Linked DNA regions of Mus musculus: regions 1, 3, 4, 5, 6 and 7 are each linked to region 2. Evidence: chromatin loops called from intact Hi-C (ENCODE). Cell type or tissue: heart. All regions are shown on one strand.

The links. Hi-C counts contacts between places; a loop is a spot of excess contacts. Peaks named below come from ENCODE experiments on the same cell type or tissue, not always from the same donor. Only the 100,000 strongest peaks of a DNase experiment are listed, where the experiment ranks them.
Region 1: it touches region 2 in a loop (4-fold over the local background); 7 of 42 quality-filtered maps call a loop at or near these places.
Region 3: a loop joins it to region 2, with 7 times the contacts of the local background. A loop is called at or near these places in 17 of 42 quality-filtered maps.
Region 4: a loop joins it to region 2, with 4 times the contacts of the local background. A loop is called at or near these places in 22 of 42 quality-filtered maps.
Region 5: a loop joins it to region 2, with 4 times the contacts of the local background. A loop is called at or near these places in 21 of 42 quality-filtered maps.
Region 6: it touches region 2 in a loop (3-fold over the local background); 11 of 42 quality-filtered maps call a loop at or near these places.
Region 7: a loop joins it to region 2, with 4 times the contacts of the local background. A loop is called at or near these places in 22 of 42 quality-filtered maps.

The regions. Positions count from the first base shown.
Region 1 is chr14:8,042,857-8,046,856 of GRCm38, forward strand. It overlaps Abhd6 (abhydrolase domain containing 6), which reads left to right. Exons shown (of 9, transcript NM_025341.4): 6 at 2,612-2,769. Among named protein-coding and RNA genes, the nearest start is that of Gm41094, 11 kb to the right of the region's middle. In heart, a CTCF peak has its summit at 1,693 (motif pointing left); no DNase peak of the experiment used is centred here.
Region 2 is chr14:7,816,279-7,820,278 of GRCm38, forward strand. It overlaps Flnb (filamin, beta), which reads left to right and starts at 1,679. Exons shown (of 46, transcript NM_134080.1): 1 at 1,679-2,165. The coding sequence starts at 1,874. In heart, a CTCF peak has its summit at 1,599; DNase peaks (open chromatin) are centred at 1,653, 2,613 and 3,353; H3K4me3 peaks cover 2,521 bases; H3K27ac peaks cover 1,862 bases.
Region 3 is chr14:7,872,114-7,876,113 of GRCm38, forward strand. Flnb (filamin, beta) reads left to right here. Exons shown (of 46, transcript NM_134080.1): 4 at 1,232-1,379. Among named protein-coding and RNA genes, the nearest start is that of Flnb, 56 kb to the left of the region's middle. In heart, no CTCF peak of the experiment used is centred here; a DNase peak (open chromatin) is centred at 1,608.
Region 4 is chr14:7,935,358-7,939,357 of GRCm38, forward strand. Flnb (filamin, beta) reads left to right here. Exons shown (of 46, transcript NM_134080.1): 41 at 577-692; 42 at 3,690-3,822. Among named protein-coding and RNA genes, the nearest start is that of Gm45521, 20 kb to the right of the region's middle. In heart, a CTCF peak has its summit at 1,841; no DNase peak of the experiment used is centred here; H3K27ac peaks cover 247 bases.
Region 5 is chr14:7,950,893-7,954,892 of GRCm38, forward strand. Flnb (filamin, beta) reads left to right here. Exons shown (of 46, transcript NM_134080.1): 46 at 1-696. Among named protein-coding and RNA genes, the nearest start is that of Gm45521, 4.4 kb to the right of the region's middle. In heart, no CTCF peak of the experiment used is centred here; DNase peaks (open chromatin) are centred at 2,209 and 3,319; H3K4me3 peaks cover 959 bases; H3K27ac peaks cover 3,252 bases.
Region 6 is chr14:7,905,569-7,909,568 of GRCm38, forward strand. Flnb (filamin, beta) reads left to right here. Exons shown (of 46, transcript NM_134080.1): 21 at 1-407; 22 at 1,585-1,758; 23 at 2,954-3,116. Among named protein-coding and RNA genes, the nearest start is that of Gm45521, 50 kb to the right of the region's middle. In heart, no CTCF peak of the experiment used is centred here; no DNase peak of the experiment used is centred here.
Region 7 is chr14:7,942,823-7,946,822 of GRCm38, forward strand. Flnb (filamin, beta) reads left to right here. Exons shown (of 46, transcript NM_134080.1): 44 at 2,973-3,191. Among named protein-coding and RNA genes, the nearest start is that of Gm45521, 12 kb to the right of the region's middle. In heart, a CTCF peak has its summit at 2,021 (motif pointing left); a DNase peak (open chromatin) is centred at 499; H3K27ac peaks cover 1,438 bases.

The DNA.
Region 1 (4,000 bases), 230 kb after region 2:
GTGACTTGAATTTAAAGAAACATCTGTACAGCTTCTACTGTTAGTACTTTTAAAAAGCTATCCTCCTGGTAGATAGACTTCAGAGGCAGGCAACGCTAGATGTTAACTCTGACCAGGTAACAGTTATATTGTGAGAACCATAGCCAAATTGACTTGGCCTGTGTAGCCAGCCCTGTCCCACCGAGAGCTGGAGATGGACGGTGGACATGCGCCCACACTTAGGAACCATCCTGTACCACAGAGTGTTATGAAAACTAATCTCAGATCGAGGTTTCTACCCCGTCTTTATCACTCAGTTCCTAGATAAAAGACTTTAGTATTTATAATAAGCCTTAATTGGCACCTGAGCTGGGCAGATACCTGCCCTCTAAGCTATTACCTCTCTATCCATAACCTCAAGTTAAGCCTTGCCATGTTCTGTGAGGGCGTCTTTACTCTGATTGGCCAGCCCACGCTGCCAGTTCTTATGATCCCTTACCTCATGGTATCTTCCTCTCCTCTCTGCCTTCTCTCTCCCCTCTTGGTCTCTCCCCAGATCCCAAGCCTGGGAATCCAAACCCCACCTATCTCAATTCTGTCCATCTATAGGCTGTAGGCATCTTTATTCACCAATCAGGGATGACTTGGGGGGCAAGGTTACATAGCATCACTTGTCTACCTTCATAGCAGAAGACCAGACCTCTCCACGGAGAGCTGGAGGTGGGCAGTGGACTCACACAGTGCCAGGCAGCACCTGGAGGTGGGCAGTGGGCAGTGGGCAGTGGACTCGCGCAGTGCCAGGCAGCACCTGGTACTCATGACTGTGGTGCTCATGCCGGCTTCCTGCATCTGTTGATCCTCAAGAGCTAACATCTCTTTATAGACTTAATTTCACTTAACCCTGTGAGATGAAGGTACTATTCTACTCTCATTCAAAAGAATGAGCAAAAGCCAAAGATTTCGCTTATTTTAAGATTTTTTCATGATTTTTATCAGTATGTGTTTATTGTGCTGAGTTTATAGAAACCTTTTAATCTAAGGTGTCATGAACATTGACCATGGTTATCCTAAATCCCTATGTCCACCCCTCACCAGTCCCCTTCTTGTTCCTAAATAGTCACATGATGACAACTTTATAGAAAGTCAGTGGACTTTAGCTTCTCTGCTTATCTTTGTATGAGTATATTTTTACGTGTTCAAACACACACGCGCACACACACATCTTACAAGAGTTTGAGCTGTAACTCCAGAAATTACTACCTCAAATTGGAGTTTTTAATTTATTTTTCTCCCATAAGTCTTTAAACTTAGATTACTAGCACAAGGTAGATAAATAGTAATTTTACTCTCTCCAACTTGCATTATTTACACATAGTAAAGTAGGATTTGTTTGTTTGTTTTGACAGAGTATGTCTACTTAGTCAAAATTAGCCTTGAACTTGTTATCCTGGCTCAGCTTTCTGAGTTCCAGAAAGTTCATGAGCCACATGTTGAGAAGCGTTGTCTTATATGATGCGCTGAAACCTAGTCATCAGCTGCGCACTTATAACTCTTACTGAAGCTAAACTAAATCGACCTTTAAAACCTTTCAGCGTGGTGGTGGGATAGTTCAGTGGTTAGAGCACTACCTGCTCTTCCAGAGGTCCTGAGTTCAATACCCAGCATATAGATGGCTCATGACTATCTATAAAGAGATCTGGCGCCCTCTTCTGGCATGTAAGTGTACATACAGACAGGACGTTCCTACATTTAAAAACATATATACATAAATTGCAAAAAAAAACCAAAACCTTCAGCGAGGGGCTGGAGAGATGGCTCTGAGATTAAGAGCACTGGCTGCTCTTTGAGAGGAGCCTGGTTCAATACCCAGTATTCATGTGGCAGCTTATAACTGTCTCTAATTCCAGTTCCAGGGGACCCAACACCCTCACACAGACATGCATGCAATATATACACGAAATAAAAATTATGAAATGTGATCATTTGCAGGCCTGTTAAGGGCATTGAACTCAGACAATCCCCAGTGTGTCTTCTCTTCTCCCTTTTCTCAGCACCGGCTCTGAAATCAGTTGCTCCTTTAACCGTAAAGTTTGAGGACTGAAGGGGCAGCCCCTAGAGAAGGTGATTCCCCTTCCTGGTAAAGGTCAGCCCTGGGCTGTCTTTCCGTCATGTTTCCTTCCATCTGGTTGAGCAGTGCGTGCCTGCAGCTTCCCACTCTCCAGCTCATCCCGCTGTATGCAATGCAGGTTCTGATTCCAGAGGCTAAGCCTGGGTTTCTGTCTCTCATGTTAGTCTGTGGCCACAGTGTGTGCAGTCAGTCCCAAAATACAATGTTTTAATCCAGACTAGCTTAGAATTCATTATGTAGCCCATGCTAGCATTGAACTTGTGATTCTCCTGTCTCTGCCTCCGGAGGCATCTATGTCCCACCAAACTTAACTCTCTATGTTTCTCAAAATATGATGTTTCCTTTGAGCAGTGGTGCCAGTCCCAGTGAGAAAGGGTCATTCAGCCAGTGCTCCTGGTGACTGACTCCTGACACATTAATCTGGGTTTGTCATTGGTTGGGCGTTTGCCTGGGGCGTGGTAAGAAGGTAGGTGTGTCATTGGGCTCTTCTGTTTTGCATCTCAGGCCTGCAGTACTCAACTGACAATCCTTTTGTACAACGGCTCAAAGAGCTGGAGGAGTCAGCTGCCATTCAGAAGATTCCCTTGATCCCATCCACCCCGGAAGAGATGAGTGAGATGCTGCAGCTCTGCTCCTATGTCCGCTTCAAGGTGCCCCAGCAGGTATGGCGTCTCGGCCACTCCCTTGCCGTCCCTGCAGCACGCCCACCCAGACACACACATCCTCTTGCATCTACCATCCTGCCTGCCTCATTGTTTTCAATGTAGCTTACCTGTGATATGTCAGACACTGTGCTGAACACTGTGGTAAGTACATAGCACAGGGACTTCCCTGGGCAGAAACAGTCCAGTGCAGTAGGTAGACATTAATAGACAAAACGACAAATTGAAATGAGTTTTAGAGGTAAAATGAAGACTTATACATTGAAAAACAATTTTTTTAATAAATCCAAAAGGCTTTTCATCTATGAGAGTTATATTTGTTGATATTGAAACTCAAAAAAATTTAACATAGGGCTGGAGAGATGGCTCAGCAGTTAAGAACACTGTCTGCTCTTCCAGAGGTCCTGAGTTCAATTCCCAGCAATCACATGGTGGCTCACAACCATCAGTAATGAGATCTGGTGCCCTTTTCTGGTGTGTCTGAAGACAGCTACAGTGTACTTATATATAATAAATAAATCTTTTTAAAAATTAAAAATAGGCTGGGCGGTGGTGGTACACGCCTTTAATCCCAGCACTTGGGAGGCAGAGGCAGGCGGATTTCTGAGTTCGAGGCCAGCCTGGTCTACAGAGTGAGTTCCAGGACAGCCAGGGCTATACAGAGAAACCCTGTCTTGAAAACCAAAAAAAAAAAAAAAAAAAAAAAAAAAAATTAAAAATAAAAATAAGACAAACAACAAAGTTTTAACATAAACAGATATGATATCTCATGTTATATAGTATGCTTAAGAGAATATAGGTGAAAGGCAATGACATTGAGCATCATTGAGTATGAGTACAACATGACCTCATGGTCTCCTCAGACCTGCCCCCAGATATTGTAGGTCTCTATAGTTTATGGGAATGAATCTATGTTTTTTCTAAGCATAGTAGGGGAGCCACTGAAAGACTGTAGGGGACACAAATAGAAACAGGGCTACCTAGGATATTCTTTGGCTTAGAGATGATGGTCCAGACTGAGGTAGGAGCCCTAAAGATGAGGGCTAAGGTGTGGTTTGAGGAAGGATGGGTAAAACAGGACAACATGTGTAGAGTTCCATTTGGATGTATGAAGTTCAGATTGCATTTGAGCCCTCCAAAGGGATATGTCCAGTAGGCAACTAGACACTTAAGTGATGCAAACTGAAGTCTGGCCTGAAGGCAAAGCAGGAGCTATCCACAGAGGACACAG
Region 2 (4,000 bases):
TAAGGACTCAGAAAGCTAAGTCACTAAGATAAACTGTGAGGTGTTCTCCTAGTATTATTACTGTTTCTTCCATACCAAAGGAAAGTATAAAAGCTGGAATGAGAGCAGACACTGGGAGCCTGAACCAGCAGAGGTCAGTGACAAGAGCTTCCTTATAAGGCAGGAAGGACTGTTGGGCTTTCTAGTATCAATCTCCTTGGATTGATATGTTTGCAGTTAATTGCTTTGTGGAAATGAGTAGAGCAAACACCCCACCCAGGGCAGGGACAGGATGTAGATTCTTCAGGCCTGAAATGTCAGGCTGTAGGTCTCACACGATGGGTGTCCCACACCCCAGTTGATTCTGCATGCAGGATGAAGGCTGCCCCCCTCAGTCTGCAAGCACACATCCATCCATTCACCCACTCACTCATCTGTCGTCTACATCTCATATGGCAATTCTACACCAGGTACTCAGCTGTAGTTGAGATCACTCTAGACCTCTTGCTGGGGTATGCAGACCAGCATGGAACAGATATCATTCATGTCAGACACGTATCTTCAGTTTCTTCGAGACCTTAGATCTCCATCTGCTCCTCGACACTGGGGGGCCAGGGGGGAGACAGCCAAGCTGAGCTGAGGGCTACCAGGCTTGGGATGTGGAGAGAAAGGAACTGAATTCTCAGGCAAAGGGAAGAGAAGAGGGACACCGGTCAGTAGGTGCCATGACCCATTTATCCGGCCCTTTCTTGGCCATCATAGTTAAAAAAAATAAAACATAACAAGATCTTCTGGACTAATCAATTTGCCTAATACAGTCAACAGGGTCTTCAAGAGAGTTCTAGGAAGACCTGACTATGGAGAACTGAGGAGATGACAGGGTGAAAAAGGTATCTGTGCCTTGTTTTACCGGCTTTGAAGACAAGAAAGGCATCGTAAGCCAACACATGCACCTAGCGTCTAGAATCTGGCACGGCAAAGGAGCAGATTATTTCCCAGAAGCTCCAGCAAGAAATGCCTTGGGCCAATGAACCCCAGACGGGACATCTAACTTACTGACATGCAAGACAGGAAATCTGTGTTACACCAGCAAAAAACTTCTAATAGCCATAGAAAACAGTTCGTTTTCACTACTGCTACTCAGATGGACGTGGTATTGGACTTTAAGGCTGAGTTCCTTTTCTTTCTTTCTTTTTTGTTTTGTTTTGTTTTGTTTTTGTTTTTTCGAGACAGGGTTTCTCTGTGTAGCCCTGGCTGTTCTGGAACTCACTCTGGAGACCAGATTGGCCTCGAACTCAGAAATCCGCCTGCCTCGGCCTCCCAAGTGCTGGGATTAAAGGCATGCGCCACCACGCCCAGCTCTGAGTTCCTTTTCATTTAGAAATCAACGTGTCTAATTTACGTGCAGACTCTGAGAAAAACACTTTCCTCTCACTGAACCTATAGATGGGTGGCATATTCCCTCTTGACGCAACCATTCCTTCTAGGCTAGTCCCCCGCCTCCTCGTGTGCCCTTATTCTAGGCCTTTCCCAAGTTACTTTCTCCTTGCTGGGCAGTACATCAGGTTGGGGATACTTAGGAAGCACCACCCCACCCTACCCTCCGGCGTAATGCAGGCTTTGGACCGTAGAGGGCGAGCGCAGCTAAGGAGTTCGCTTCTATAGGGTAGAAACGGGGCGGAGCCTCGGGGGCGGGGCGGCGTAGCGCGCAGGCGCCAGGCCAGGCTACTTCGCGCCCGGGGACGGACGAAGGCAGTCCTGATCCTGTTGCGGCTAGTATAGCAGCGCTTTCTAACCCTCTCCCCACTTGCCTCAGTTCCCCTTCCCCGGGCCCTTGGGGCTTTTCATCTCAGTCCCTGCAGCTCGTTGTTTCCGCGTACTCTCTGCCTCCAGGATGCCGGTGACGGAGAAAGACCTGGCGGAGGACGCGCCGTGGAAGAAGATTCAGCAGAACACGTTCACGCGCTGGTGCAACGAGCACCTCAAGTGTGTGAATAAACGCATCGGGAACCTGCAGACCGACCTGAGCGACGGGCTACGGCTCATCGCGCTGCTCGAGGTGCTCAGCCAGAAGCGCATGCACCACAAGTACCATCAGCGGCCCACCTTCAGACAGATGAAGCTGGAGAATGTGTCTGTGGCTCTGGAGTTCCTAGACCACGAAAGCATTAAGCTCGTGTCCATTGGTGAGTGTTGTGGCCAGGCCCTAAATTTGCAGTAATCGGGGGGTATCCGGCAGCGCGCCCCACTGCGCATCGCTTCCCGGGTGTGAGGGAGGGGGAGATGGTCCTGGGATGAGGACCTAGGAACATAGGCCTTTCCGCGGTGCCATCTGTGGGCTGGGACCTGGCGTGATTGCTCGACACGGTGCTCCTGGCGGTGCCGCTGCAGTGTTGGGGTGGGTTAAGCACTCAGACCTTCCAGTCACACCTGGAATTTAATTTGCGGGAACTCCTGGGATTGCTGGGGAAATCGTCTGCTGACCCTAATGACAACGCCGTGGACTCAAGTACCAAATCCCTACTTTACGCTAGCCAGGTGCGCCTAGAGCTGAGTGACCCGCCCGGCTGAAAGGGCGTTGGCTTCGAGTCTGGGCGTGGAGACCTAGGACGCGACCGCGACCGCTCTCTTGCTTAGGATCTCACCACCTAGGTGGAGACGAGGACCTGAGACCCTCCCCTTCTTAGACCGGAATGGGTGTGGGCTCTGAGGTTGGAAGGGGCGTCACAGGGGAATGTCCTCACTTCCTAGCTCTGGCTCAGCGCTGGCCGGTTCCTTCAGGTTGAGATAATTTAGTGGTTGATAATAATTAATGTGTGTAGAAAAGGGCTTGACTGGCGCTGGCTGTGTGGCTCTCTGAGTTATTGACGTCCGGTGGCCTGAGATGTTCTTAGGCCCATTTTACAGAAGAGGGGACGTTTACCGGGCTAATTGACGTTCCCAGGGCCACCTCCAATGTGGTCCAACTTAGAAGTAAAGCAGTCCCCACCCCCTTTTCCTGGGTCTTCCTGAGAGAGTTTGAGTCCTGCTTTTTTCCTCCCGCCTTGGGTGAGAGAATTAAGACCTCGAGTACTTTAGGCTTCTAAAGAGAAAACAGGGCTCTTGAGAATGTGTTTTGTGATGGACAAGGGAGGTGTGTATTATGCCCGGGCTCACTTGTTTGCCCCCGTAGGCATTCGTGTGTGCACATATAGCATCTATTTATGAAAGTTTTTTTTTTCCGTACACAGTGGGTGTGCAAAGTATTATGTAGAGGATGTGTGCACTTCGTGAAAGGGATTCTTAGGGCTGAGGTTTCTTCCTGAGGAAGCAAGGCCATTCTAGTGACTCCAGTGACAGAAAGGAAGGAAGGTGGGTGTGGCTTCTGGGACTTTCTCTAGTGGAAAGGGGTTCCCTCTGGACTGAGCCTCCTCCTGGCCTCGCCCTGGACTTTCCCCACACCTGTGCTGGCAGGTAGATGCGCTTGCTACTTCCTGGGGCCAGGCCGCTAGCTACCAGCCTGCCTCCCAGCAAGCTCTCCCTCCCAGGGGTGGGTTCTCAGTGGAGGAAGCTGCCAGGGGTGCATCACATGGGGGGTGGGCATCTCTTTTATTGAGGAGGGAGGACCTCAGAATTCTACAGGAACTCTACTTTCCTATGAAGAGTGATTTTCAAAGCCTGCCTGGCTGAGCTGGACTTGCCTTCATCCATTGTTTTAAATGCTATATGTATTTCATTAACTCAACAAAGAAAATTAAATTAAACCAGGAGTTAAACCTGACAGAACTGCTTTTAGAAGAAGAAGAAGGAGAAGGAGGAGGAAGAGGAGGAGGAGGAGGAGGAGGAGGAGGAAGAGGAAGAGGAGGAGGAGAAGGAGAAGGAGAAAAGAAAGAAAAGAAATCACAGCCCCAGAAAATCAAGGACTTCCTAATTGACTAGCTGTTTACTCGTGGGCTGCTGCTCCCAGCCATGCTCCTCCAAGCTTGTGGGTCTCATTCTGGCCTTGCCTGGTGGTCCCTCACAGTTTTCTAATTGGTCCTCA
Region 3 (4,000 bases), 56 kb after region 2:
TTTGTGATACTCTGTAATGTTGGACACTATAAAATTATTATAGGAGTTTCTGGAGAGAGCTACCAGATCAATGCATAGTTTGCTTTTCTTTTTTTTTTTTTTTTTTTTTTTTTTTCATAGTTTGCTTTTCATGGGCTATTTTGTAGATCACTGTTCAAAATTTCAGTAGCTATTTTGCTGTTAGCCACTAAGCCCCTTAATGCTTCCTGTGTGGTCTCTCATCACTTCATTGCATTTGGTTGATATATGGCTGATGAGGTAGAGCCCTCTGCTGCTCTGAGAAGGTGTCGCTTCCCACTGAATCCTCACAGGGGACAGGGGAGACTAGCATGCTAGGGTTACATCAGGTAGGGAATCAAGGATGTTGCTAAAACTTTAGGACGGTTCCTTGTCCATCCGAGAGCTAATGTTGTGCCAAAGCTGATTGTCAAGAGAACACAGGAACACACTCCACTTCAGGTTTGGAGGGGAGGGTTTGCAGGGGAGGGGGTGCAGGTGTGTGTGTGTGTGTGTGTGTGTGTGTGTGTGTGCGTGCGCGCGCGCACGCGTAGTGGGGGTTGGGGGGGTGCTTTCAGAGGCCAGAGGCCTGTTGTGAGCTGCTGGGATCCAAAATCAGATCCTTTGCAAGAGTGGTATCCACTCTTCACAGCTGAGCCATCTTTCTAGTTCCTTTCCCAGTTTTAAAGGTTCCTAATATGTTAAGACCACATGTCTAGTCTGTTGTCTCCTATTGTCTTGCTTGTTTGTTTTTTTGAGCCAGGACCTCACTGTGAATCTCAGGCTAACCCCACACTTGCTATCTTCCTGCTCAGCCTCCTGAGCGCTGCAGCTATAGGCATATAGTCCCCTTCTCACTAGTTTTCTTTATTTCTTCTTCTTAGTACAGCGATGTGTACACAATAGATGAGCAAAAGAAGAGGCCAGCTTCTGTGCTCTAAGAACATCCCAATGCCTTATGCAATGCTTCCGTGCTCTCCCGTACGTTATCCCCTTTCTAGAATACGTGACCAGGGGAGTGAATTGGAAGCCTGGGGCATGGCTTGAATCTCTGGAAATCTTGGGAGGTCTTCCACCCTTGCAGAGGAGCCAGCACCACACTTACACCGGATCTTCCTATGGCTTTAGTGTGATTTCATTTGTTTCCATTTATTTGTAGCATTTGGCTTAAGGGAGATCTCGGTGGATACATAATGGCATGCTAGAGCACTCAGCCACCGTGTTGTTGTTCTAGGTCATCACTCCTGAGGAGATTATTCACCCGGACGTGGACGAGCACTCTGTGATGACCTACCTGTCTCAGTTCCCCAAAGCCAAGCTCAAGCCAGGTGCTCCTCTTAAACCCAAACTCAACCCAAAGAAAGCCCGAGCCTATGGCAGAGGTGAGTGCTGGTCTTGCTGGGTCTGAGGTATGTTTGCTGCCGTTAGCTCTGGGAGGAACGCTCTGCCATTATTAGCCCAGGGGGCTCAGGAGGTGGTGCAGTCAGTGAGGGCTTCTTGTACAGACAGGAAGAACCATAGCCTGGTCTACAGTGGCTGGGATGGGTCTTGCCTTAGGTCACTCACTGGTCAGGAATGGGGGTGGGGACAGAATCTCTGCCTTCTGGATGCTGATTCATTTTCTGTCTGGCAGAAAGCGCTTCAGGTTTCCAGATGGGCTGGGAGTTATTGTTAATCTCCAGCAACACTTCCTTGCTGAGACATCCTGTTTATGACTCTCACTGTAAGATGCCCAGCACCTTTTGGCTGGTCAGAGCCATTTCGGGCATCTGGTCAGTTGTGGTCAGCACCTGATTTAAAGCATACTAGTTTTTTAAAGAGAGGAGTTAACAGCTGGATGTGGTCGTATGTGTTCCCTTGTAAATCTCAATGCTTTGGGAGGCTGAAGCTGGGGAATCTCAAGTTTAAGGCTGACCAGAACAACAGTATGACCCTCTCTCAAAACAAACAAACAAACAAATAAAACAACAAATGCATGGCCAGGAGCTTGATTTCTGGCAAGAAGACATGAAGTATACTATATATCTTAGTTTTCGTAACTAAAATTGAAGCGACATTTGGGTGCATACCCATTTGTTAGTTAGTAAGGACTAGATGGAGGCCCTCATCCCATTGCCCATTGGCATCTCCAAATTGCTTTCTCTGAACCATTACCCAAGGTGATCAGTGCTAGGAGGAATAGCAAGGATAAAAGAAAATGTTTTCTTTTTTTTTTTTTAAAGATATATTTATTTATTATATGGAAGTACATTGTAGCTGTCTTCAGACACTCCAGAAGAGGGAGTCAGATCTCGTTACGGATGGTTGTGAGCCATCATGTGGTTGCTGGGATTTGAACTCTGGACCTTCAGAAGAGCAGTCGGGTGCTCTTACCCACTGAGCCATCTCACCAGCCCCCAGAAAATGTTTTCTTAATTAAAAAAGAGAAAGAAAAAGAGAAAAGCTATGACTCTTCATGTCACGATACTTGCCTTCAGCCAAGGCATAAAATGCTTGTTTGTAGTAGGAATCTTATCACTGGCTGTTCAGTTTCCTCTTTGTTAGTGTGAGATGGTTTCCTTCCATGGTGCAGTCTTCCAGAAAATGAATGCTCACTGCAGCTCAGGAATGTGGCCAGTCCTTGCCTGTTTCCTTCTTTGTAAGTGTTGTGAATGCTGTGGGCAAACAAGCTGTTTTCCTTTCATTTTGGGCGGGTAGCTCTGTCTCTACGCTTTCCCTTCATCATGATAAACGTTCAGAGTCTAATGTACAGTAAACCATGGTGCTCATTAAACCAGCTCTCTCTTCTCTTCTTTCTCAACCCCTTTCTCCTGGCACTCTCCATCATATGTATGTCGCTGTGTGGAAGCAGAAGATGCAGTATGTGACTTTCTGTCCAGCCTACCTTACTTGCATACATTCTCAGGATTTTATTATTATTTTTTACATTATAACATATATCACAATTTCCAACCCTTACTCCTCCTCCTCTTCCTTATCATCATCATCCTCATCCTCATCATCGTCCTCCTTCTCCTTGGAAACAGGGTTCCTCTGTGTAGCCCTGGCTATCTGGAACTCACTCTGTAGACCAGGCTGGCTTGAACTCAAAAGATCTGCCTGCCTCTACCTCTGAAGTGTTGGGATTAAAGGCTTACACCACTACCACTTGGCTCTTCCTTCCCTTTTTATAGGTGGCTGATAATCTAGTGTGTGTGCTGTATTTGGTTTCTTTAGGCAGGTATATGCAGTATTCCACCTATTAGTCGTTATGAACAATACTGCCCGAGAGCAGGGATGCACTGGGATCTTTTGGATGTAAACCTAGACATGAAGTGAAAGTCTGTGCTTCACTTTTCTCCTTTTCAAATCGGAAGGCAACATAGTCACTTTGGGTGATGGGGCCACAACACAAGGCCACATAAGTGGAGCTGTGAGATACACATTTCTTCCTTGGTGAGATGAAAGTCAGGCCAATTTTGGTATGATTCTGCTACTCAAGCTAGGGATAGAGAATAAAATTAATAATAATAATAATAATAATAATAATTTCTATAAGGGCTCAGAAACTTGGTTTATCCTTTAGATGTAGAATAGATTGCTGTTGAGGCCAGTTAGCGCTTGCGGATGCATCTGTTGAGCTTTGAGTGTCCTGTGTGAGTCGGGTGACAGGGTTTAGGGTCTTTGTGTAAGGCTTCCCTTTGGGATTAGTGTCATTGAACACTTTTGTCCACTAGCTAAGCAGAGCCCTTCTCCAAACCCTATTCTGTATAAAGCACTTAACAACAGAGACTTACAGAACCCCAAGTCTCAGTAATTAGAGGGACTGGTTCCACACGGTGCGTATAGCTCTACAGGAGTTTTATAGAGTATGGGGATGTGGCTCAGCTTCCTAACCAACCCTGGTTAGCTAGAGAATATTACACTGACTTAACTGAGCCATTGACAAGGTGCAGGTACTAGAGTCAGATGGAGTAGGTGCTTGCAAATGGTGTAGATGTGTATTTAAATCCTGTTAGTAACC
Region 4 (4,000 bases), 120 kb after region 2:
TTTCAAAGTAGTGATGAGTGTGCATGATGCTGTCAAGATGGCTCCAGTGCTGAGTATACATGATGAGTGTGCATGATGCTGTCAAGATGGTTCCAGTGCTGAGTATACATGATGAGTGTGCATGATGCTGTCAAGATGGCTCCAGTGCTGAGTATACATGATGAGTGTGCATGATGCTGTCAAGATGGCTCCAGTGCTTACAGTGGAATAGATCCGTGATGTGTGATGTGTAATATTGGCAATACGCGGCACAGATGCTTCGCACTTGCTGTGGTGACATTTCTAATCCTTTTTCTTAGAGATTAATAAAAATATAGACGCAACTGCTTTTCCTTTTCAAGCCCCTGGGTCTCTTGGATTCTATACACAGATGGCTCTGTGGACCCAGGTCAAGAATCTCTGTTCTTACTTAACTAATAAAATCCTACCGTCTGGGTGTTAGTCAGTTAGTCAGCTGTGGCTTTAAATTAAGCACTGCTAGTCTCTGAAGACATTTGAGCCCAGCTTAAGCCCATGGCCACTATGGAAATACCTTTCTGAACTCTCTGAAATGGTGGGGCTTTCCTATCCCAACAGGTAACTACGAGGTGTCTATCAAGTTCAACGACGAGCACATCCCGGACAGCCCTTACCTGGTGCCCGTCATCGCGCCCTCAGACGACGCTCGCTGCCTCACTGTTCTGAGCCTTCAGGTGAGGCACAAGGAAGCATCCATCTCCTTGGCCATAGGCCAACCAGTGAGACTCCTGGACTCCTGAGACCACATTAATCCTGTCCTGGGTACCAAGTCCTGTTGAGAGTTGGCACCCAGGTGTTGCCATTCATGGGGTAGCAGTCCTATGGCAGGGTCACCTCCTTATGCCCTCAGGAGTCAGTTTGAGCAAGCTCAAACAGACTTGATAAACAATATATCTTACCAGTGAGGGACAAGTTTGCTTTTAAATATTTATTCAGGAGAAACAAAGGAAGCCTGTTAATCATTGGTTGAGGGAGCAGGGCAGATTTCAAAACAGAATAGACAATCCTGACAGTCTAGTGACTTGTACCTATAACACAGAATAGACAATCCTGACAGTCTAGTGACTTGTACCTATAATGATCGTTGGCTTTCTTCCCCTAAAGCTAACAGCATCTTTTTGTGTGTAATTACGGTGACTTGTTTATGATAAGTGTACAGGGGACTATCTTGAGAACTTATCAATGTCCCTTAAGTAAATTTTTGCAACACCCAAATGGGCAACTTCTCTTGACTTAATTTTAAAGATGGTCCAGAGTGATTCTAGCCAGGAACCATCTAGTATGAGTTAGCAAGAGTGAGGGCTCTGTCCCCAAAACCTGCTCCCCTGAGACTGTGCACTGAGCATCACCACAGTTGCACGTGCACACACGCACTTACATTAGCACCAGCGCCACACTGAGAGCCACTAGGGATGCATCAGCTTGGGACACTGAACGTGTCTGAATTAGAAGAAGCAAATAGGTTATACAATAATGCCCAAATACCCAAAACCAGTTTCCAGTTAATGCAGTTTCTAAGTAGCCTTTAGCTATTCCAGCTCTTAGAAGTACTTGGATTAGAATCCACTCTGGCATTTGGAATGGATGATACAGCAAGTAGCTGCCCACTTTTGACTTATTTACATTGAGATTCTTTCTTATGCTGAGACAATGGACTGCTGCTAGTTAGAGGCCCAGACTGTGATTGGTGAGTCTCAGTGGGAGAGCCCAGAGGTCCTAACTGGTCGCCTTGGTGTAGATGTTTTTCTTGTGTTTCATTTAAAGGCTTCTTAACAGGAGTTTGTTTTGTGGCCGACTTAGCTAAAGCCTATAGAGGGCGATAAAGGCAGCACTTGTCGGGGGCAGAGAGGCAGAGCGCTGCCTGCCGTCCTGCGTCTCGAAGGTCTCTCTTTAGATCTTCAGAAGCTTTTCTCGCCCTCTTGAGGCTTTAGCGGCAACAGACTCAGGTAACAGGAGTGATTGCTCCTCCCCAGCGCTTCTGTTGAGTCCTCCTGTCACGGTTTGCTCATAAGTATTTCTGTAAGTATGGATTCCTCCGCATGGAGGGATATGTAAATTATTTATCAGCGCCTCAGCGGAGGCCTGAACAACATCTGGTACTGGGTAGACGTGAGAAGCGGGTTTTGTTTTATCTGGCTTTTGGGGCTTCATAGAAAAAGTGGAGTTGGCTGGCATTTTGTGGGGGAGGGGACAAAGTGGGGGTTTCCTGGAAATTAAAGAGTCCTTAAGTTTGTATTATGGCCTCCCTCCCAGGCTGTAACCCCCAAGCAGCAGAGTTCGCAGAACATTCTGCGTTCACCTAATTGTCACAGTGTGGTTTAATAGTCGCTAGCCACATGTGGCTGCCCAATTAAGATGCTGCTAGAGAAACCAAATTTTTGTTATGAAATTTAAAGTGCTTTAAATTGGTCGGTTTCCATCTGTAGCTCTGGACTAACCCAGGGAACGCAGTGCTGTTCGGACCTGCTGTAGAGGGGCAGTCCTTGCACCAGTGCCGAGCCTTCCCTAGGCTTTTCTAGAACCATTGTCAAAATCTGCATTTTAGCCGGGTGTGGTGGCACATGCCTTTAATCCCAGCACTCGGGAGGCAGAGGCAGGCGGATTTCTGAGTTCAAGGCCAGCCTGGTCTACAGAGTGAGTTCCAGGACTGCTAGGGCGATACAGAGAAACCCTGTCTTGAAAAAAAACAAAAACAAAAACAAAATCTGCATTTTAACCACATTCCTGGGTAGCTCCTTTGCATACAGCCCTGCTGCCTCTGAAGAATGGCTGTTTAAGCCAAAGCTGGGGCATGTTAAAACCTTACTTTCCTGGATAGTGTGGGCCATTCATAACAGTTGCTTAGTTCTGAGTACCTAGTGCCTAAGCTCCTCCCGCCAAGAATGTGCACTTTCTAAGACACGCTACGAGTGAGGCTGAGTGAGGGAAGACAAAGGCCACACTTCTCGGAGTTGCAGAGGCAACTTCTAAATACGATTCATACTTAACAACTCGCTGACATTTTTGGAGCATCATTTCATGTGTTCTTCATAACCAGTCTCTCAGTTAGGGTCAGGTAGTTTGTCCATTTTGCAAACAAGGAAATTTGAGATTCAGATTTAACAACGTCGTTTTACTACTTGAAAAGAGTAATTAAGCAAAGTTCAACCTTTGCATGCGTTGCTCTGCATGTTATCAAGAGCGCTACCTATTCCTGCACTTAATTTAAAAAAAAAAAAACATTAACAACAAAAGCAATGACATAAAATCCAGCTCATGTCATGAACACTGCACCCAGACTCCTCCTAAAAAGGAATTGGTGATGATGATCATGATGATGGTGGTGGTGATGATGATAATGAGGCAGCAGCGGCAGTTTAGCTGGGACAGCCAGGGGTTTGGGCCTGTGCAGATCTTGTTTGGGATATTCTCTTGTCTGGAGCATCTCGAGTCTCCTATCCCCAAAGCAGCTCCCCAGTCCTGCGGGTTTGAACATAGGGGTACAGTGTGTGTTTCTGTTTACTGGTAGAAACGTGGAAGCAAAGGCTGCCCCGTCTTGTTATCAGGTATGACAGATGGGAATATTCAAGCCTGTCCTATGAGAATTTCCTCCTGGAGCCGCCCTGGGTCATCGTGTGCTAGTGAGCAGGAGCACGGGGTGCCATAACCTGTCTGATTTATTGAATTCTCAGGAATCAGGATTAAAAGTTAACCAGCCAGCGTCCTTTGCTATAAGGTTGAATGGTGCGAAAGGGAAGATTGATGCAAAGGTGCACAGCCCCTCAGGAGCCGTGGAGGAATGCCACGTGTCTGAACTGGAGCCAGGTAAGCAGCCAGGCTGCCAGCGGGGTCTCCACACCCGTGCTCCTGGCGGTGCTCCACAGCTGGGCCTGAGAGTCAAGCTCTTTCACTGCTGCCAGGCATCGTTTCTAAAATGGGGTAGACATGTTTGCCAGGGACACAGAGACTCTCTGTGTGACAGCAATACCCCTTTCTTCTAGTT
Region 5 (4,000 bases), 130 kb after region 2:
ACAACAAATAAGAAAGTCTGACCCAGATTATACTCCATGCCTGGGCTTCGTCTTGGGGCCCTGATCACTTTGACTTCATCCTAAAGCCAGCTCTGGAGCAGAAGGCATGCAGAACACTCCATACCCCATTTTTGGAATTCTGTACCTGCCTACTTCTTTATTAACAGCCTTGAAGGCATGTGCTCATGGCCAAATGCAGGGCCTCTGCCAGCTGCCCCCAGAGTTCATTGCGGCTGCTAAATGGCAGAGACCACTGATAAATTATTTCAGGACCTCCTCCTTGCAAAAGCTGGAAGGGATGGGTACCCCTCTTATGACCCATGAGAGGCCTTAATGACCAAGACACTAGCACGTGCACCCACCTGAGGTCTCTAAAGGTTTTGGTGTAAGCATTGTCAGGCTGTCAAATGGCTGGAGCGAGTGTTACACACACACACACACACACACACACACACACACACACACACACACACAATGGGGTGTGGTGGTTCTCATGAATGTGGCAGGGGTGGAGTAGGTGTCCCGCACCAAGGCACAGCAGCTGGAGAGGTGTGGGTGCTAAAAGCCACCTGTTAGGACCTGGAGCAGCTGAAGCCGGATGTGAAAGGCGGAATAGACACGGAGACCGAACTGGAATCAAATGCCGACTATAAAGTGTATCTTATAACTTATTAAATAAAATGTTTGCTCCATAAACGCTCCCTGTCATTCTTGGAGTGGAATCAGTGGTGTGGGCCTCTGATCACTCCCCACCCACCATCTCTTTGAGTGCAGATGTTATTTAACAATGGGCCAGTCCTTTTCTTGCAAAGGGTGGTCCTTTTCTGAGAAGCCAGGGCCAACCTCAGGCAAGGGACTCAAGAGAACATGCGGGCCATGATACCATCGTGACTTCTTAGGAACCCTAGATATGGAGCCCAGGTAGAGGCAATGGCTTTTAATTAAGCAGGCCTCTTGCCTGATACCATCAGGAATCTGTGTTCTGGGAAATGTTCTCAGATAGGATCTCTCACATGCCCCTGCACCCTTCGACCCAGTACTGAGTGCCTCCACCTGCCCTCCCGAGGAGAAACGATTGCTGATGTTAACCCTCCAGCTATGAATCCTTATAGTGGTCGGGTGACGGTTTACATATGACAGAACAAACATGGGTACAGTTTCCACCAGGCATACAGCCCAGACCTCATATGGGGATAGAGTTGGGCATATACCTTCTGACTAAGAATGAGTGTTCTTACACATCACACTACAGGCAAGCAGCTCGGAGGAGAAGGGTTACCAGAGTCCTAGAAAAGCTGGCAGTACCCATGGAGGCGGAAAGGCCTCCAGGCCGGGAGGAGTGTGGGGATCAGAGGTTCAGGCAGGGAACCTGCATCATTTTTAGTGATGGTATGTATATGTATGTGACAGGGTCTCTTGTATCCCGGGCTAGCCTGGGACTCTCCCTGTAGCCAACTAGGACCTTGAGCTTTTTTTAAAGTGTATACTGTGCTGAGATCAAGCCCTGGACTCTGTACATTGTAGGCAAGCAGTCTCCAACTGCATCCCCTGCTCTGCTTTCTCTATTGTATTCTGGCTTTGTTTTTCCCCTTACCTGGCTACATATTAGAATGATAATCTGTTTACCTCTGAGCTTGGAGGAAGGTAAGGCAGATGCGCCCTTTCGTCTCTGCGCCTTGAAACCCTCGCCTAGACTCCTGGGCTCTGTAGGGCTGGGGACTCCCTGAAGAGTCCTCACATAACATGTCTGGCGCGATGCTGGCTTTGCCAGAGAAGCCCAGGGGATTCATCAACCCCTCCAACCCAGTTAGGTTTGCTGGAGGAGGCAGCGTTTGTACACTAAACATTGACTTTGGTGTAAGGTGTCCTAACGTCTAAACACTGAGTCCTAACCGGCCGAGTCGAGTCTGGCTGGCGGGGGAGGGGGAGATTCCCACGAATTCCCACTGGTATTTTTAGGAACAGTCCTTTGCTTGTTACTTTCTACGGACACCCTCTGTCAGAGTGTGTGTGAGCTGGCTGGTGATTGGCACCCAGTAGGTGATAATAGTTTTACCTTTGAGGTGCAGCCCCGCAATTGCTGCCTGTGACATCAGGGCCTGTGGGGTGGAGACCTGTTGCTCTCAGTGCCTAGAACCAGAGGGCAGCTCTTATCTGCACCTGGGCTTGGCTACCATGGAAACAGGCTATTGTTTATGTCAATACCCTGAAAACTTTGAAACTTGTGGGCCTGGGGCCAGGTCCTTCCTGACTTTGGCTGCTTGGCTTTCCTGTGCCCTGGCTGAAGCTAATGAGTCCAGGGTGTCATTATTCAGTGGTCAATAGAAAGTGTAGCCCCTGCCCACCCTGGGCGACCTCTCTACCTCCCAACTAACAGGGGAGGGCTTGCTAGGAGACTACAAGGAGCAAATACTAACCAGCTCACTCACACACACTAGCCCTTAGCAACCTGTTCTAGGTCTTCAAGCTGCCTTAAAAGCCACAACTTGATGTATTTGTTATATAACTCAGTACATAGGGTAGTGGCAACACACACCTTTAATCCCAGCGCACAGGAGGCAGACGCATTTGGAGCTTGAGTTTGAGGCCAGCAACTCGAGTCTACAGAGCTAGTTCTAGGACGGCCAAAGCTGCTCAGGGCAGCAGAATGAAAAACGTCGAAAGGATTGAGGGGAAATGAGTGTTCTAGTCTTTCTTATTCCTTAGGTTTGTTTTTCACAGCTTGCAAAGCCAACACTGGAGAGGTGGAGTATTCCGGTTTGGGGTTAGTTGGTTTTGTTTTTAAAAATTAGTGAGCCGATCTAATACAAGCAATCTATCCCTAAGCCACACCCCCAGGCCCACCCCTGAAATCTGTACCTAAGTGGGAGAATGAGAGAATTGAGAATATTATACAGCCCTGTGGTAAAACACCTGAGTTTCATCACCAGCACCCACGTGAAAAGATTGGGCATGAAAGCATCCAGGCAGCCTAACTTAATTACAAGTTCCAAACCATGGGAGAGACCTGGGTCAAAAACCAAAGTGGGCCTCACCAAATAAAATTCACTATTTTTTTTTTTCTTATAAGTGTCAAAAGTAGAGGCTTTAAGCAAGCTGGATTCAGTTTCTTTTTCCTTTGGCCTTTTCCTAAAGATTTGGCCAAGTGCATGGTGGGAGGGGCCCTTGCAAACAAAAGATCCTTCTCTGCTTTGTCTGGGCCCCCAAGGCTGTGAGGACCAGCTCATGTATGTGGAATTTCAGGACCCACCCCTCACACCCTTTTTCTCTTCCTCAGCATTCTCAAAGGCAGCTGCTGGGAGGCCGGAATAGCAAGCCTGACTTGTGGCACGTATCCTAGGGTGCTTTGAGCTTTGAACGTGTTTATCTCCCTCCCCAGGACAAAGAATCGACTGGCCTTTTATTGCCAGTGCTTCCCTCTGTCTAGCCACCCACCCACCCTTCCACACCACCAGGATGTGTTGGCTCGCCCAGTCACCACTGAGGCGGGGCACATTCTTTGGGTCCAGCCAAACCTGGGCAGGGTGTTCTCAGAGAGGGAAGTTTAGCAGAGATTCTGTCTCTGGGCCCCACTGTCTGAATAGCAGAACGGCCCAGTGTGTGAGGATTCAGTAAGCAGTGTGTCAGCTGCAGCAATTTCAGGTCTAAATTTCAGTCCCAGCCCTGTGGCTTGCCAGGGGACTTGCACCTCAGGCAGTGATCTCCATGCTCATCTGTAAAATGGGGAGATAGTAGGGACCTTACATTCTAAGCTAAGACCCCTTTTCGTTCATCCCATTTATCCCCCACAGACCTGAGCAAACCAGAGCTTTCAGGATGCCTGTATGTTGGAGTGTCATGGCTCCCTCTGTGGGAGATGATTCTGTAATGATTCTAAGCACAGGCCAGGAGGTTCATGCCCTACCCCTGACTTCCCCCCAAGCTACTCACACGTTATAGAACACATGCCTCAGTTTTTCCAGCAATGGTAGTACCTAGGAGATTCAGTGGGGCTATGGGG
Region 6 (4,000 bases), 89 kb after region 2:
ATACTTTGTCAACATTCTCTTTGAAGAAGTCCACATTCCTGGATCTCCCTTCAAAGCCGACATTGAAATGCCGTTTGACCCCTCTAAGGTTGTAGCGTCAGGACCAGGACTTGAACACGGAAAAGTGGGTGAACCCGGAATCCTTTGCGTTGATTGTTCAGAAGCAGGGCCTGGGACTCTGGGCCTTGAAGCCGTCTCAGACTCAGGGGCGAAAGCTGAAGTGTCCATCCAGAACAATAAAGATGGCACCTACGCTGTGACCTATGTGCCTCTGACAGCTGGCATGTACACACTGACCATGAAGTATGGTGGTGAGCTTGTACCACACTTTCCTGCCTGGGTCAAGGTGGAGCCAGCCATAGACACTAGTGGGATCAAAGCCTTTGGGCCAGGAATCGAAGGCAAGGGTGAGTCACATACCGGGGGAGGGCTCTCTCACCTATAGCCTCTTCCTCGTGTGGTTGATGGGTAGGGCAGGGGGAGTACAGGTAGAGGGAAAAGGGGCGCATGATGTTTCCAGAGGTTGTACTCCACCAAGTCCCCATTTTTATGTTTCTCCCTGATGAATGGGGCCCAGCATTCTTGGCAAGTTTTCAAGTTTTTATGGAAAATCCAGAATTTTTTGTTATTTATGTTTATAATGTCTCTGAGACTAAGTTAGAATGAAATGGTGTAAATGTGCTTAATAATACACGGTGGATGGAGGAGGTCTAACTTTACCCCTGTCCTAGATGCCTTAGTTTTCATTTTGAGACAGGGTCTCACTGTGCAGCCTAGGCTGGTCTTGAACTCACAACCCTCCTGCTTCCCTCTTTTGAGTGACTAAAATTCCAGGCATAAACCATTGCCGTGACCTGATCCTCATCTTTGAGAAGTTTTGCTGTCTGTCGCTTGGCCAAGTCTAGCTTGACTTTCACAGTCAGCAAAACCACCCTTAAGGCACCAAATATACTTAATGTATTCCAGAATGTGAGGAGTCTTCATTTGGGGGTTTGCTTGGGCCCAAGATGACATTTTTTTTTTTTTAATTTCATCATGTTTATTTTAAAGTGATCTCTTATGGTGAAACGAATCATGTTAACCTGCTCCAGCAATAATGCTTGGAAAAGATTAACCATTCCATTTCCAGTGCCATTGCTACTACTCGAGGACTGAGAACAGGCTGTGCTCCATGAGTTCTGCACGTCTGCTGTGCCTCTGACACTGGCCTGGGCAGTCAGATCTTTGGTTTCTGTTCCTTTCGTGTGCAGCTCGTTCTTTTCCTCAGACCTTATTTCAGCCTGGACTTGAATGAAGATATGCTTTCCCTTTCCTGGCGTGGCTCCTTTGCTCTCAGCCAGACACACTGTCTCTGAACCAACAAGCATGGCACTGCTAACAGAACCTTTGAATATGGTTCATCTCAAAGCCGGTTACACTTTGGAGCCAGGCTTGTTCGATTTTACAAATAGCACATTTTGCTGTAGTCGGAGTACTGTGACAACAGGAAAAATTCAAACTCCCTCTGGGGATGATTGCAGGGTTTCCTGGTGATGAGTCTCTGGCTTCCAAGATATTATTATTATCTGTGTGGTTGTTCAACAGACGTGTTTCGGGAGGCCACAACGGACTTCACGGTTGACTCGAGGCCCCTTACCCAGGTTGGAGGTGACCATATCAAAGCTCAAATTACCAACCCCTCGGGGGCCTCCACCGAGTGCTTTGTCAAGGACAATGCTGATGGGACCTATCAGGTCGAATACACGCCCTTTGAGAAAGGTGGGTCATCCCCTCTGTGCTTGTAACTCTTTTATTCAGAGCTGTGCTTAGCCATTTGTTTCCAAATTGTCCTGAGCTCAGCCTGCCTCAGCAAAGAACAGTGTACACGACTCAGAATTAAACCGGTCCCTTCCCCGGCAGCCAGTGGCCTGAATTCAGTGCCTTCTTTACTGACCTTATATTTCACATTGCAAATCTCCAATCTTACCTGAGCAGATTATAGAGTCATGCCGTGGCATGTTAGCAAGGTATGATTTGTGTACATATTTTTTTAAACAGTTTTTCTTTTTGAATAGTACTGATTATTAAAATTTTGAGAAATCAAGAAATCATAAAGAGAAAAGGAAAGCACTATATATCCCCTTTCCTGAGTATATGGTCCCATAAATATTCTCTACAGGTATCTTCAGGTATTTGTAGATGGCTGGTTTTCTATCTCGTGAGTTTCCTGTGGTCTTTTAATGTCTGGTAGTGTTTCCCAAAATCAGGGTAACCTGCCTAGGGTGACTGTCTTAAATAAAAGTTAGCACTCATTGCTTCAGGGAGGGTGTACAGCACACAAACAAAAAGCATAAATAGTTTTTTGTTGTTGTATTTATTTATTTACTTACTATATGTAAGTACACCATCTTCAGACACTCCAGAAGAGAGCATCAGATTTCATCACGGATGGTTGTGAGCCACCATGTGGATGCTGGAATTTGAACTCAGGATCTTTGGAAGAACAGTTGGTGCTCTTAACCGCTGAGCCATCTCACCAGCCCCGCACAAATAGTTTTTATCTTTTAAAATTGAAAGTACACTGGCCTTACCATTTTCTGATTGTTTTTTAAGTGTGTGTGTCTGTGTGTGTGTCTGTGTCTGTGTGTCTCTGTGTGTGTGTGTGTGTGTGTGTGTGTGTGTGTGTGTGTGTGTGTGTGTGTGTGAGCCTATGGAGGGCAGAAGAAGGCATTAGAGTCCTGGACCTGGAGTTATAGCTGGTGTTGAGCCACCTACTGTAGGTGCTGGGACCTTCCCACTGGTCCACTGCAAGAGCAATGCATAACCACTGAGCCACCTGCCTCCGACCCTGTGTTACTGTGTTCTTAATCTACTCTTTTCAAGTAGCAGCTAGAGATCTAGCCAAGTGTTAGATAAGAGTCTGAAGTGGTAACATTGTACACAAATGATATTTTTGTTGTTTGTTTTGGGGCAGGTTTCCATGTAGTGGAGGTGACATACGATGATGTGCCCATCCCAAATAGCCCATTCAAAGTGGCTGTCACTGAAGGCTGCCAGCCATCTCGGGTCCATGCGCAAGGCCCTGGACTGAAAGAGGCGTTTACCAACAAATCTAATGTCTTCACAGTGGTAACCAGGTAGGCAGGGTCCTGGGTTCAGGGTATTGATCCCCGTGTAATTAATTGATTAAGCAAAGAAAAAATAGTTTATAAGTCTGAGGCCAATCTGAGCTACAAAATGAGACCCTGTCTCAAGGGAGAAAGTAAGTTATGGGTCTATTTCAATATAGGCCACAGCCAGGCAGTGGTGGTGTACTCCTTTAATCCCAGCCCTTAGGAGACAGAGGCAGGAGGATTTCTGAGTTTGAGACCAGCCTGGTCTACAGAGTAAGTTCCAGGGCTACACAGAGAAACCCTGTATCAAAAAAAAAAAAAAAAAACAAAAAAAAAAAAAAAAAGAAAGGAAGGAAGAAAGAGAGAGAGAAAGAAAGAAGAAAGAAATTATAATATTAAGATAATAATCACTAAGATGCTAAGCACACTACTGGATAGAAATTCCTTAGCTTCATGATGCAGAAGAATATAGCCAACTCTATATGAAAAATAAATATTCAAAACGTTCCTGTTATAATTTACTCCGAAGGGATGTGCTGGTAAATCAGTGACAGAACATAGGCTCAGTACCCCTAAGGTACACACTCACATTGTATTTGTCTTTGTATTCTATACCATAGACAGGTTCTCAGCCAATGGGGTTGCTACTCTTTTGGGGATCACATATCAGATGTTTACATACGATTCATAACAGTAGAAAAATTAGTTATGAAGTAGCAATGAAATAATTTTATGATTAGGGGGTCGCCACACCACGAGGAACTATATTAAAAAGTCACAGCATTAGGGAAGGTACTAAATATCTGAGAAACTCCTGCCTGAGAGGTATTGCCACACTTGTGGAATCAAGTTAACTAAATAGAATGGCTTATAAAATGTTTGTAAGCGAGTTCTGGCAGTAAGCAGGC
Region 7 (4,000 bases), 130 kb after region 2:
TTAATTTGGTAGAAGTGAGCTCACTGAATGGGCAACTCACCTTTTCGCTGGGCATCTGAAAGATATTTCTAGGTGATCCTTTTTACTTGTTGGTTGGCCTTCATAACGAAAAGCCATGTATGTGGTCAGCTTGAGGTAGGCCTCAGCTCGGCCCATCACGTCAGCATTAGAGATAATAAGGACTCTGTCCCTGTAAGCGTCTGTAGAGGAAGTGCACCGTGAAGAAGACACCACTTCTTCTAGTTGCTGTTACTTCGGGCTTGTTGGGGAAATCTTTGGTCTTCCTGCCCCTTGCCATACTAGGGACAGAACCGATTGTCTTTCCTGTGCACTAAGACATGGTTTGCTGTACTTAGAGCAAACCCAACCCTGAAGTGAGAGTCTCCTCAGTGGTAAAGGAGCCCTGCCCAAGTTAGGAGTGGCCAGTGGACTGGCATGCTGCCAGGAACTCTGGCCAAAGCAGTGCCCTCCATAAAACCACCCCCTCAGTGGCGTGGGTCCTGCCAGATGCCCTTGGCACACCCAGCCTGACTCCCTGCTTCCCTCTGAGCCAGTACTTTGCTCTTGGATGAGATCTACCTTGCACTTTGGGAGAGCAAGACAAAATGGCCCCAGTGGCCCAGCACTCTCTGGGAGTCCATAGGACTTGAGGGTCATCTCCAGGTCTGTGATCTTAGAGTTTAAGAGCCCTTAGCTCCTGACCCTAGAAGCTCATATTATACCCCAGTGGGCTTTCCTGAGGCGTCCTAAACCAGAACTCCTTCCCTCCAGATGCCCAGAGTGGTTTCCAGGCATCCATACAGGCGAGGGGCCCTCCTGGCAGGAGAACAGTAGCAGACCTTGGCCCGGCCCCACGGCAGCCTCAGCGTGGCCAGGAGCCATCTGATCCCCTGTTGGCTGCTTTGTCCCAACCTTTCTCTGTTTCCTCTTGGTATTTCTCACCCTTCTGGAGCTCAGATGTCAGGCTGTACTCTAGCCTTGTAGCTAAGGATCTGGTCCCAGCCAGAAAAGGCCTGGAACTCACCCACTTGCACCCTCTGTAAATATTTCTCCGTTCACAGAGAGGGCATCTTGTTTGCCTAGGCTGCCTGACCTTAGACTTTCCACAGATGTCTGTTCACACAGTTGCAGCATGAGGAATGCTTTCAGAAAAGGATCCGTGTGGCCAGCAAAGGGCCCCATGCCCTGCCTGTGTTCTCGGCCAGGCTTGGATGTCTGACTCAGGCCTTACCAAGGGCAATGCAGAGAATTTAGGGCAGGAGTCTGTGTTCCAGATACAAGCCTGCAGTTAGACCACAGAGTTTAGGGCTCTTTGGAAAAGCCCTAAGGGTTTGCATGCAGATGGAGGAAGGGAAGGCCACCACCACACACATCACATATTGGTTATAACCAGTCGATGATGATATATGTCTACTTATGAATTTTTTTCTCTCCCGTCTTGTCTTGGGCCAGTCCTTTGGCAATAAGATGGACAGATATCTCATCTAAGTCATACTTCTGCGTAGTAAAGTGATGTGGGGTGGGTTCCAGATAGTTCTTGATTTTTAATTCCTAATTTCCCCCTGTCCACATCATCACAGCCTTTTCGGGCTCTGGGTTGACTAAAAGGGGCAGAGCTCCTATCCAGGATGGCCAACTTTGCCAGCTTAACCTTCAGGACATTGTTCTAGCCATCTTACAGCCACTTCCTGAACACACCACCCCTTTGTGGCTCGCGGCCTGCATACCCACGTGGCCCCAGCTGCTGGAGGCTGGGGGAGGGGCTTCTCAGAAGCAGTGTCAAGGTGGGAAAGTAGGGAGCCTTTGGGACAGCAGCCTCAGGAGTTTCCAGAAACGGCTGGCTCATGTTTGGGGGTCACACCATAACAGCTCCTTTGTCTTATTGATAAGCAGAACAATAATTCTTTCTCTGGCCCAGAAACTGTAGTTAAACCAAAATATTTCCCAGCTGGGCTAGCATCTGCAGCTCTGTCAGAGGTATTGTGCCCCCAGAAGATGTTACACTAGGGTGCCCCCTAGAGGGCTTCTAGTGGACAGGAGCTGGTGTGTGACACCCCAGCGGCTCCCACTGACTACCTAGCACCCCTCTGGACTACAGACTACAGGCACAGGGGATTAAGGGTGTTGAGGGGCCAGGGTAAGTCAGTAGTTGATGTTCTCTTTGCCTTCCTTTTTGTCCCAGGGCAACGTGGCAGTGAGGTCAGGTGTCTCGAGGCTGCAAGTAGGGTGTATGTGACAGTTGTCCTTCGTGTATACCAGTCTTCCTCCCCATCCTCCCATGTGCCTTTCCCCACCACCATATAGTGGTTTCTTGGGCCTAGACCCAGTTGTGCACCTGTGGCTTGAATGTAGCACACCACTTTATGGTAGTACGTCCCAAGTTACACGTGGCCTGAACGCAATGTGGAATAGGAAATGCTGTGACTGCACGTTGTGCTTGCAGAGTGACACAGGGCCTAGGGTCTGGTGCGGGGCTCAGTCAGCACAGTTGCTGCTCAGGTGCTTCTCTTGTTGCTGTATTCATGGCCAAGGGGGTGGACTGGCAGCTCACAGAGCAGCCACAAGATGTAGACGTGTCTAGATGAGGAGAAGGGGAGGGGAGACTGGATTTCCTCAGCCTCTTCCACCAGAGGAGAAGTGTGTGGTCAGAGAGAGTGCCACGCCTCCCTTAGAGGCTCTATTGCCGGGGGCAGCACTTCAGACTCACAGTGACAACTCACCCTCAGCCACATTCCCAGAGACAATAGCCTTGCTCAGGCACTCAGTGGGCGAAATGTCAGCCACCCTCTCAACCTAGCCTCAACAAGGGAGCTGCACCCCCATGCCCTGTGCTTCTTCTCTGTGCCGGGAACTCAGATGTAGAGCCAGTTGGTTCCTATCTACCACAACAAGCACTTAATGTGGGCAAAAGTGTGTCTCACCGCTGTGTCCCTCCCGAAAACCATCCATATATCACACTTCTTCTCTCCCAGGTATCCAATCAGAATTCTTCATCAATACCACTCAGGCAGGCCCAGGGACATTATCTGTCACCATTGAAGGACCATCCAAGGTCAAAATGGATTGCCAGGAAATCCCAGAGGGGTACAAAGTCATGTACACTCCCATGGCTCCTGGAAATTACCTGATTGGTGTCAAATATGGCGGGCCCAACCACATCTCGAGGAGTCCATTCAAGGCCAAGGTGACAGGTAATGAGGAGCCTCTTTGTTTTTTCTCTTCTGCCCTGCAGAGCCAGTCTTATAAAATTACTGATAGTAGCAACCACAGTCTAATCTTGACTATAAAGAGGTTACATGTGGGCAGCACACATGCTGACCAGCTCTGTGAGCACTGAGGCAGGAGTGCCTTCCCTCCTGGAAGAAAGGTAATTGCTTTCCTTTAAGCCGTGACATATTAGGTTATAGATAAATACAACTCTGGGGAGCAGTGTTCACGAGAGCCGTGATGCACTCATAGAGTCTCCTCGGACTTCAAGTTCTTCTAAGATGTAATAGAGCTATAAACTCAGCATTGTCGCAAAGGGTCAGGGACAGTTGATTTCAGGGCTGTAAATCACACAGATTCTGTGAGAATGTGTGGGGTTTGTGTGGACTGGCACAGAGCTTACTGAAGAAGATAAATTAAACAATAACCTGGGATGGTAAATACATAAATAAGAGAGTAGACACACAGCTTTTTTGTACCATCTTCTCTTGTTTTCATTGTTTTTTGAAGAGAAGCATAGCAGATTTCTCATTTATTCTCACAGTGCAGACGTGAATACCCTATGCTGTATTGCCCAGGGGCTCTGCAGAGGGAAGCAATAGCTCTGTTCTTCAGTACACAGCATAAAGAAATTTAACTTTTTATGACAAATCAAAAACGGTAGTCTTGCCGGGCAGTGGTGGCGAATGCCTTTAATCCCAGCACTTGGGAGGCAGAGGCAGGCGGATTTCTGAGTTCGAGGCCAGCCTGGTCTACAGAGTGAGTTCCAGGACAGCCAGGGCCACACGGGAAA